2 separate regions of the Homo sapiens genome follow, and region 1 is linked to region 2. Evidence: read pairs that join two places in POLR2A ChIA-PET (ENCODE). Cell type or tissue: Panc1. All regions are shown on one strand. Each heading gives the region's core, and the rest is flanking DNA. Links, peaks and the distances in the headings are about the cores only. Region 1 holds the start of FBLN1 (fibulin 1). Region 2 overlaps FAM118A (family with sequence similarity 118 member A).

The links. Peaks named below come from ENCODE experiments on the same cell type or tissue, not always from the same donor. Only the 100,000 strongest peaks of a DNase experiment are listed, where the experiment ranks them.
Region 1: POLR2A ChIA-PET joins it to region 2 with 6 read pairs; 2 of 35 experiments call an interaction of 5 or more read pairs at or near these places.

The regions. Positions count from the first base shown.
Region 1 is chr22:45,499,673-45,505,040 of GRCh38, forward strand. FBLN1 (fibulin 1) reads left to right here and starts at 3,211. Exons shown (of 17, transcript NM_006486.3): 1 at 3,211-3,392. The coding sequence starts at 3,314. LOC105373066 (a long non-coding RNA gene) reads right to left here and starts at 1,315. Exons shown (of 3, transcript XR_938305.2): 1 at 1,124-1,315. RefSeq lists enhancers at 1-222, 3,825-4,438, 4,439-5,052, 5,053-5,368. In Panc1, for the core only: no CTCF peak of the experiment used is centred there; no DNase peak of the experiment used is centred there; H3K4me3 peaks cover 2,859 bases; H3K27ac peaks cover 2,852 bases.
Region 2 is chr22:45,338,786-45,344,153 of GRCh38, forward strand. FAM118A (family with sequence similarity 118 member A) reads left to right here. Exons shown (of 9, transcript NM_017911.4): 9 at 1,601-3,170. The coding sequence ends at 1,620. It overlaps SMC1B (structural maintenance of chromosomes 1B), which reads right to left. Exons shown (of 25, transcript NM_148674.5): 25 at 5,278-5,368. Among named protein-coding and RNA genes, the nearest start is that of FAM118A, 32 kb to the left of the region's middle. In Panc1, for the core only: no CTCF peak of the experiment used is centred there; no DNase peak of the experiment used is centred there.

The DNA of each region.
Region 1 (5,368 bases), core at 291-5,290, 160 kb after region 2:
ATCGTGGCATTGCACTCCAGCCTGGGTGACAGTGTGAGACTTGCCTCAAAAAAAAAAAAAAAAAAAAAAAATGGTGGGGGCTGTGCCTCAGAACAGGAGTAAGCTCTTGAAGCTTCAGGAAAGGCTGGGAGAGGCCAGGTTTCCATGTCCTCTCTCCTGGCTCTGGCCTCCCTCCCCAGCTGTTGCAGGCTTGGCTCAGCCCTCCTCCTCCCAGCAGTCCCTCTGCCTGCCTAGGGCAGTGTCAGTGCCTAGCTGAATGTAGGAGTCACCTCCTCCTACTGTCCCTGTTTCCTCATCCCCACCCCCTTCTCAGCCACCCACAACACAGCCACTCCCTCCCCATCCCCAGAAAGGGCCCCGGTCACATCGCCAGCGGCCACCTGCTCCATCCCCATTGGGACTTCTCAGTCCTGGCTTCACTGAGCACTGGGCCACACTGGGCAGTCCCAGCCAGAATCACTTTTTTTTTGCTATCACCCAGGCTGGAGTGCAGTGGTACAATCTTGGCTCACTGCAACCTCCGCCTTCAGGGTTCAAGCAACTCTCCTGCCTCAGTCTCCCAAGTAGCTGGGACTACAGGCATGCACCACGATGCCCAGCTAATTTTTGTATTTTTAGTGGAGATGGGGTTTCATCATATTGGCCAGGTTGGTCTCGAACCCCTGACCTCAAGTGATCCACCCACCTCGGCCTCCCATAGTGTTGGGATTACAGGCATGAGCCACCACGCCCTGCCCAGAATCACTTTTTGATTCCTTCTTGGATATTGCCTTCTCCTGGTTTCCTTCTACCCCTCTGCCTGTTTCTACGTCTTCTTTCTGAATCCCCCAGGTCCCCTGGTTCCCCCTTCGCCCTCCACCACCTTCCCTTAGTCATCTAGACTCCTTCCAGGGCACCCCATTCTCCGATGGCTTAAACGAATTAAGTTAATACCAAAGTAGTAATGAGTTCCCAACCTGTTCCAACTCAGAAATGCCTCCCTCGGGCCATCTGCTGATGTGCTGTTTCCGCACCCCACCCCATCCAAAGTCAAAACGGACCAGGATCTCTGGTGCCTCCAAACTTTTGCAGAGACATCAGGAAAGCTGGCACCACCAAGGAAACCCTTCCCACCTCTGCTCACCTTTCACTGGCCAGTCGCATGTCACCTCTTCCTGAGGGGCCTCCTTAACCTCAGAGGCGTGAGCATGCTGGTCCCCTTGGTAAGCTTTCCTGGGCTCTCTGCAAACTTCAAACTTATAAGACACCCTGTGGGGAGATGAGTTCTTGTCCTTTTGTTTTTCATTTTAAAATTTAACATGTGACCGGGCACGGTGACTCACGCCTGTAATCTCAGCACTTTGGGAGGACAAGGCGGGTGGATCACCTGATGTCGGGAGTTCAAGACCAGCCTGACCAACACGGAGAAACCCCGTCTCTACTAAAAATACAAAATTTGCCAGGCGTGGTGGTGCATGCCTGTAGTCCCAGCTACTCAGGAGGCTGAGGCAGGAGAATCGCTTGAACCCGGGAGGTGGAGGTTGCAGTGGGCTGAGATTGCGCCACTGCACTCCAGCCTGGGCAACAAAAGCAAAACACCATCTCAAAAAAACAGAAAGAAACAACATGTATTCAGAAAAGGGCACGTACCATAAATGAACAGCTCAATAAATTCTCACAAACTGAGCCCAACCTTGTAACCAATACCCAGAGTAAGAAAGCTGAACCTAACCAGCCCCCGAAAGCCCAGCACGCTCCCACTCCAGGATCACCACTCTCCTGACCTCTGAACTGTTCTTGCCTTTTTTTTTTTTTTTTTTTTTTTTTGAGACGGAGTCTCACTCCGCCGCCCAGGCTGGAGTGCAGTGGTGAGATCTCGGCTCACTGCAACCTCCGTCTCCCGGGTTCAGGCGATTCTCCTGCCTCAGCCTCCCGAGTAGCTGGGACTACAGGTGTGCACCACCATGCCTGGCTAATTTATTTTTATTTTTATTTTTAGTAGAGACAGGGTTTCACCATGTTGGCCAGGCTGGTTTCGAACTCCTGACCTCAGGCAATCCGCCCACTTCATCCTCCCAAAGTGCTGGGATTACAGGTGTGAGCCACCGCCACCGGCCTGTTCTTGCCTTTTATGTAAATGGAATCATGCAGCGAGTGTTCCTTTGTGGCTGACTCTATTACTCTGACTTACGTCTGTGAGATTTACCCGTTATGTGAGTTGCGGATCATTCACTCCTGTTCCGTTTGTCGTGCTCCTAAGCCCGAATACTCCACGATATTCATCTGCCTTGATGACGCTAGGCTTCCCAATTGGAGGAATTATGAATGTGCGGCTACATGTCTTTCTGTCTTTTGGAGCACATGTTGTATGCGTTTCTGCTGAGTGTAAGGCTGGGCGGGGCGTCGGTGGCTCAAGGGGTCCATGGTGAACTCACAGGAACACCGCTTTGAGCTGCCCAGTGGCGTTCCTATGCGTCTCATCCAGTTCCTCCGCATCTTCACCTGCACCATTTTATTCTTCTTCTTTGGAAAATAAATCTACTTGTGGTTCCAAAGCCTAACTCATCCTCAGTAACCCCGGTAGCTATGAATTCCTATACAAGAGGCTCCCGCAGGCCCAGCGCCAAAGCTGCCTCCCCTGCAGCCTCGGTGACTTCCCGGGTCTCTCCCTCCGGCCCTGGTGTCCCGGGTGAGCCCAGCACACGTTGGGATTTTGGTTGTTTGTTGGCCTGGCCCGACTGTCCCTGTCTCTGAGGGCAGAGTCGGGTCCCATCCCGGGACACGCCTGGGGTTAGCCACCGACCTGCAGCCTCCCGGCCGAGGGTGCGGGGTTGGCGGTAAGGCCTGCCCCAGTGCCCCCCAGCAGCCGGGCCTCCGACTGCAGGCCCGGGTCCCCGCTCCTCCGCGCGGAGTCGGGCGGGGATAACCTTTGATCCCGAGCCCTCCCCTCGAGAGGGGGTGGGGGGAGGAGGGGATCGGGTTTCACGGAGTGTTGGGGGATAGGACTGGGGGCATCCGGCCCGAAGGCGCCCCCTCTGTGCCCCCTCCGGGGAAGTCTGGGATCCAGGCCCTCGCCCCCAGCCGTGGGCGCGCGCCCCTCGCAGCCGGGGTCCGGGGAGGGAGGGTCCCGGCAGGGGGCGCCGGGGAGGGAGGACCAGGAGACCCGCGGCCCCGCCTCCGCCGCGCCCTCCTCCCGGGCGGGATAATTGAACGGCGCGGCCCTGGCCCAGCGTTGGCTGCCGAGGCTCGGCCGGAGCGTGGAGCCCGCGCCGCTGCCCCAGGACCGCGCCCGCGCCTTTGTCCGCCGCCGCCCACCGCCCGTCGCCCGCCGCCCATGGAGCGCGCCGCGCCGTCGCGCCGGGTCCCGCTTCCGCTGCTGCTGCTCGGCGGCCTTGCGCTGCTGGCGGCCGGAGGTAGGGGCGTCCCGGGTCCGCCGCCCCAGCTTAGGGTCCCGACCCCCTCGGCCTCGCGCTCCCTGCGAGTTTCGGAACCACGGGGACTCGGAGTCCGTGCGTTGCCCTGCGCGGCGCCCCCGGACTGTCAGCGCCGAGGCCTCGGCGACGCCCCCCTCCCCCACGGCCAGCTCCGGTCCTCATCTCCTCCCCGGCCTGGGGACTTGTTTCAAAACCGGATTCCCCCACCCCTCAAACACACCGTCCTACCCCAGTCCTAGCAAATCCAGCCGGCTCCGGGGGCCGCATCCCGGGCCCTGGGGGTTCAGGGGCGCTAGCTGGGCTGGGGGACGCTGGCTGGGGGTTACCGAGCCCAGGGCGCCTTGCACTTGACGCTGGAAGCGCCCTCGGCTATCTTTCCTCACCGCTTCCCGCCTCCACCCCCAGGTAGGAGCTGTTGTACCCAGCTTGCGGATGTGAAACTTGAGCCTGGAGGGTGGGAAGCAGTCTTTTCCCCAGGAGACACTAGCGGTCCTGGGATAGGGGCTGGAGAGGAAGAAATGAGAAAGCCAGGGAGCAGCCTGGAGGTTTTTGGGGCGTAGCTGGGAGGATGGAGGGGATGCGGACCTGGCCACCTCCTCCCTGCCTCCCTCCCGGGACAGAGGGCCCAAGGCAGTGGTTCTGCCGGGCTCGGTGCTCAGCGGGGACTGGGGACTGGTCACTTCCACCAACGGCAAGGGGGATGGAGTTTTCCAAGAGCAGATCTGATCGATGGCCCAGACCTTAGGCCCCAACTCTGGGACTGACAGCTCCGGGACAGTGCCCACCCAGCCCGCGCTTTTCTCCCCTCTAACCCTCAAGGCCTGGTCCCTGGGGGGACTGCCACGAGGTCCTCTGATCAGAGCAGCTGCTGGGCGGCAGAGCTATGACCTGTGACCTCTCTGCTGACCCGTGGCTTCTCAGAGCCACTAGCCAGGCCCGGCACTCCTGGCGTCTTTGTTTCTCCAGTGGCCCAGGTCCAGGGGAGTGCCCTAGACCACCCTCAGAATCCGAGTCTTAATCCCTGGTTTAGTTGAGTTCCTTTTAACCTCTGGTGACCGCCTTTGTTAGTCAAAAGGTCGCTTGTCCCAACTAATGCTCACTGGGGGATTCCAGGAAGGGGGCTGAAGGGGGCTGGAGGGGGAGGGGAGGCTGGGAGCTGAGCTCTACAGAGCTTTCTTGACTGGCTGGCTGCAGCAGAGCCCTGTGGAGCTCTGATTGTTCAGGCGGTGCTGGGCACGGCCTGGGCACCTCGTGGGGTTGGAGATGGTGTGGGGAGGCGCAGAGCTCAGTGTTGGCACCAGGAGCCTTCGCAGCCCCTGGGGGCTCCCTGGAGGCTCTTTAGAAGAGATGGAGCTTGATGTAAGGGGAGCGCGGGAAGAGGGCATTCCAGCAAGCAGCAGGCCGGGTGGCTGCCAGCTGGAGGGAAAACCCCGAGGGGCCCTGGGTGATGGGTGGGTGGGACATCCGAGACTCCTGTTAGAAAAGGAAGGAGCCTCAGAGGCCCCGATTGTGTCGATGAGGAAGCTGAGGGCCTGAGAGAAGGCGTGGTAAAACTCTCCCTGGCCCCGGAGTCTCTGCGTTCCCTCTCACTGTTCTTTTCTGTCTGCGGTTTGCGAACAATTTCTCCCTATGTGTGTGTGACTGAATGAACACCCCAGGACTTGCGGGCCCAGTGTGGCTCACTGCTGAGCCACAGAGAAGTTTGTAATTGGAAGGGTTTAAAAAAGCCTCCTAATTGCACACTTCGATAAAAGCAGCTGGATGTCCTGTGGGCCTTTTGTTTCTTTTGGGGAGAAGTCTCTTTGAGTTTCAACAGGTTTAATTTGGTACAGTTTGGGAAGGGGCTTTTGAAGACTGCCTGGCCCCTATCTGCAGCTGTGAGGCCCCCGAAGCCCTGTATGTAAGGCCACAAGTGGCACCGCCCCTGCTCTCAGAGAGCTGTGGGGCCGCAGATG
Region 2 (5,368 bases), core at 154-5,153:
ATTTAACATTTAAATCCTTCAGTGGGTATGCTGGAGCAGTATCATGTCCCTGCACGTTCCTTCAACACCACAGGGACCATGTGCAATAGTCCATGTTATAAAGATTCTTAGTGAGTGCAAATTTAGTCAAGTAAAATAAGGCAGTTCTAAAAGGGCCACCTGCAGAGTGAATTATAGCACAAGCGAGGGCTGGTGGCAGGGGGTGGGGGCGCCCTAGCGTCCTGCCGTCCAGGGGCAGGGAAGATGAGAGTGAGCTGATGTGGCAGTCCTTGTGGGAGAGCTGTGAGGGGCAGCTGTCACAGACTCGACATCCTCTCATTTAGTTTTATACAACTTTGGCTGGGCTTAGTGGTTCACGCCTATATTACCAGCACTTTGGGAGGCTGAGGCAGGTGAATCACCTGAGGCCAGGTCAGCCTGGCCAACATGGCGAAACCCCGTCTCTACTAAAAATACAAAAATTAACTGGGTGTGGTGGCGGGCGCCTACTGTAGTCCCAGCTACTCAGGAGGCTGAGGCAGGAGAATTGCTTGAACCCAGGAGGCGGAGGTTGCAGTGAGCCGAGATCACACCATTGTACTCCAGCCTGGGCGACAGAGCAAGACTCCGTTTCAAAAAAGATAAAATAATAATAATAGTTTTATACAACTTCAAATGCACTTGGGGGCACACATGTTTTAGAGAATTCGATTTTGATATTGTTTTGGATCAAACTGTTTGAAATCTTTTTGCAAATATTTGGATTGTGAGTTCAGCTAGTAGAACCATCATATAAGTAAAAACAAAACACAAAACTGGTGTTCTGTGAACTGTTTCCTCCGGGGTAGGTGGTTCTTTTCCACTACTTTCTTTCACGTTCATTGTTTTGTTTTCTGCATATCTGGGCTCCTCCAGTGCCTGCTGACAAGAACGAAGGCCCGGGCGATTATTCTCAATAGATTGGCTTTCTTCTGCTGTTGCTGCTGTTGTGTGTACATAGATTTTGTCCCCCCGTGGCCTACCTCTGACTGGTGTGCACATCGCGGGTAGGGCCTACTGCCTGGTAGACCTTGCTGTGGAGCATTGGGCAGGGGTTTTCTTCAATACCTGTGAGATCTGTGCTCCTAGACGCCATCACCTGCACCTGCAGCCCCGGCTCTCCCCACCCAGTCATGTCTCCTTAGGGCGAAGCTCCTGGCCTCTGTTGTACAGAAAGCCCTGGCCTGTCCTGCATGTGGGTGAGAGAAGCCAAGCCTGGGGATCCCAGAGGAATCGACAGGCTTATTCTTCTCCATACCTCCAACAGGCTCTCACTGTATGTTTGTTGAAATTGCCCCATCCTCAGTCCACTAAGAAATAAAAGAGCATCCATGTTCATGGATTGAGATTCCCACAGATCGTTGCAAATGTAATGTCATCATTTGCTTGATCCCCTGATAGTACTGATAATTACACAAGGTCATTTCCAGACAGTGGCTACTGTTTCCATTGTGGAGGGGTTTTCAAAGTCTTCCGTACATAAGAACAATTGTAAAGCAGTTTCTGAAATAGAAATCTATTGCAAATAACTTCTTTTAGCTGGACTTTAACCCTTGGGCATTTCATTCTTTTATTTAAACAGATGATGCTGGAGGGTCTTGAAATCTTTACAGTAAAACCTGCAACTTGAAAACTAGCCTTCTGTAACCACAGTGCCCAAACGAAGAGGAATGTATGGAGAACTCCACGTGGATCTCTGATTGCGAAACCGTCACATACACCAAGAGAGCCACATGGGCATGTGGCCCTCAAGGCTGGGTGAGAGGGCTCCCCTGTGTGTTGAACTATGCAGGAGGGTGACGCGGACACATTTCAGGTGGACTTTGCAAGGACTGATGGATAGCTACCTCAGGGACCAGAATCCGTGGGAAGGGATGGACCTGGTGTTCCCGTTCCCATCTGACAGGCTCTCTTTTGTCAAGGTGGTATTTTTCGTAATAAAAGGGGAAGAGTAAAGACTGTCCAAGCAACAGTAGCTGCCAAAGAGAAAATACGAAATAGACACTTTTTTTTTTTGAGTCAGAGTCTCACTCTGTCACCCAGGACAGAGTGCAGTGGTACGATCTCAAGCTCACTGCAGCCACCACCGCCTGGGCTCAAGTGATTCTCCTGCCTCAGCCTCCCGAGTAGCTGGGATTACAGGCGTCCACCACCATGCCCAGCTAATTTTTTTATTTTTAGTAGAGTTGGAGTTTCACCATGTTGGCCAGGATGGTCTCGAACTCTTGACCTCAGGTGATCCACCCGCCTTGGCCTCCCAAAGTGCTAGGATTACAGGCATGAGCCACTGCGCCCAGCAAAATAAACACATTTTATAATTTGTATGTGGAAACATGTTACTATAGAAAGCATTTTAAAGGTACGTTTTAAAGGTCCACTGTTAAATAGTAAAGAATGAATCCGCTAGCGAAAATGTTTTTAGGGAGAACAGCTGGATCAAAAGGGCTTCTTTGGAATTAGGTTGTTTTAGTAACTTCTGTTCCAAAGAAACACAGGTCTGATATTGCTAAGAACTGAAATCGGAGGAGCCAGAGGCCCTTTTCAGTCCAGGCCAACATTGTGCACGGCCACTGTGGGACTGACAACCGGGATAGCTCAAGTTCGAGAGACCAGGTTTCAAACATTATAAGTTCCAGGCTTTGCAAGTCTTTATTCTCTGGGGTAATATCCAGTCTTTCTGTTATTGTCTCTTAAAATTCTCTTCCATGGCCCACATTAAGGGAGTTTGCAGAGAGTGAGGGAGGCAAAACTTGAAAAGGGCCTGCAACACTTTAAACCTTCTCAGGTTCACCCACATGAAACGGCTGTGCTGAGTGTGCTGCCGGTGCCCGGGGAGCTTCTCTGACTGTGACCCGGCAGAGGCTTCTGTGGCGGTGCATGAGCGGCCCTACAGTGGAGGGTTCTCTTTGGAAACAAACAGCCCTGCTTGGTTTCAGTTTGAGGCCACTTATCTTCAATGTGACATTTCTTGCCAAGCCCTGTGACACTCCCCATTGATGACTCCCATAGGTACAGATAAAGTTAAGAACAGGAAACAGAAGGGTAGGATGCATAGGGAGGGAGAGAAGCCCTGAAAACTTTTTTTTTCTTTTTGAAGCATGGAAAACAAATCTTTTATGCCACTCCAGCCATAAATAAAATTTTAACTTCAACCCTGTGTGCTCAGTGTTTCTTTAGTTATGCCAAGGCTTGCTAGAATGTTATTTAGTGAGAATTTTTAGCTTGAGTTGCCACCCAACTGTGAAATCAACTAAATGATTACTTGAATGTATTTAAATGTTTTAAAAAGCAAACATTATAAATTTTTCTTTAATGTCATTTAGTAAGTGCAGTCAGGGAATATCTGAATCTAAGAGCTGGCCAGACACAGGGTATAGCAGAATTACAAGCATAGAGGATGCTATGCAGTAGGATGTAAAGCTCATTACAGCCCATTTTTAAGAAAAGCTTTGTGTGCTCTGCTGGAGGACACAGCCATGTTGCTGCACCACATGGATGTATCTAGTCAGTTCTGTTGTATGCTCGTTGTAGAATGTAAAGTTTATTCCAATCCGATTGATAGATTAAAGGCAATTCCAGCATAGTGCACTTGCTTGTGTATAGTTTAGTCCGTGAGAAACATCACATCAGGAGGTAACAAAGTTGGCCCTGCTGTTTACTGCCTCAAGCTAGAGTAGCTATTACATTTTAAAATGGTTATATTTTAAGACAGGGCAGGTAGCTCAAACCTGTAATCCCAGCACTTTGGGAGGCTGAGGGGGGCGGATCACTTGAGGCCAGGAGTTTGAGACCAGCCTGGCCAACATGGTGAAACCCTGTCTCTACTAAAAATACAAAAATTAGCCTGGCGTGGTGGCGTGTGCCTGTAATCCCAGCTACTTGGGAGACTGAGGCAGGAGAATCACTTGAACCAAGGAGGCAGAGGTTGCAGTGAACCAAGATTGCACCACTGCACTCCAGCCTGGGCGACAGAGGGAATTCCATCTAAAAAAAAATAAAAATAAAATGGTTACATTTTAAATAGTTATACAAGTACCTGCTAAGAACCTCCTTACTATCTCAACAAAGCCTGAATATGTGCTGTGGCCCTTAAATTAGGTTACTGGGCATGCTCTGTTATATCAGAAATGACTGAACTTGGTGGGATCACTGACAGTCTATAAGTCAAAGTTATGAAAGAGAACAGCCAAGCGCGGTGGCTCACGCCTGTAATCCCAGCACTTTGAGAGGCTGAGACGGGTGGATCACTTAAGGCCAGGAGTTCGAGACCAGCCTGGCCAATGTAGTGAAACCCTGTCTCTACTAAAAATACAAAAATCAGCGGGGCACGGTGGCAGATGCCTATAGTCCCAGATACCTGGGAGGCTGAGGCAGGAGAATCGCTTGAACCCAGGAGGTGGAGGTTGCAGTGAGCAGAGATCGCGCCACCGCACTGCAGCCTGGGCAACAGAACGAGACTACGTGTCAAAAAAAGAAAAAGGAGGACAAATAGAGTGGCTTCTGCTGTCTGCAGTTCATAGAGGTCAGCTATCTCACCGTACCGGAAGTCCCTTCCAGGAAGGAACCAAATCTTTTTGAGATTTAATTTCTTCCTCACAGAGTGCATTCTGTTATTACATGAAACAGTGTTGTTAAAATGGATACATTTACTCAGGAGGCTACTCCTTGGTTAGCACTTGGGCCCAAAGCAGTCTGAAGTGGAAGCCCACCTCAGAATTTTCTTGTCCCTTTTTTTTTTTTTTTTTTTTTTTTTGTTGAGACAGTCTTTGTCACCCAGGCTGGAGCACAGTGGCGCAATTTCAGCTCACTGCAACCTCCACCTCCTGGGTTCAAGCGATTCTCCTGCCTCAGCCTCCTGAGTAGTTGGGATTACAGGTGCACCCCATCACACCTGGCTAATTTTTATATTTTTAGTAGAGACAGGGTTTCACCACATTGGCCAGGCTGGTCTCGAACTCCTGAGCTCAAGTGATCCACCCGCCTCAGCCTCCCGAAGTGCTGGGATTACCAGCGTGTGAGCTGCCGCTCCAGGCCTGTCTTGTTCCATTTTGAAGTGGAAATGAAGTGGTGAAAGTGCAGCTTTCTGCACATAATAACGTTTGTAAGTGGAGAAGTCAGTTGTCACTTGAGAAACTCTGTATTCTTCAATATTTCCGTAACAGAGATTCTATTTATAAAAATTCAGATTGCATTGAAACAGACATAATTCAATTTCACCATTAAAATATTTTTGGCTTCTAAAATTCTACATTGGAGACATTTGAAATTAGAACATTTTTTATTGATATTTTCAATACTAACATAGTTTCTCTGAAACAATTTCCCAAAAGCCAGGTTCAACAGTTTATTA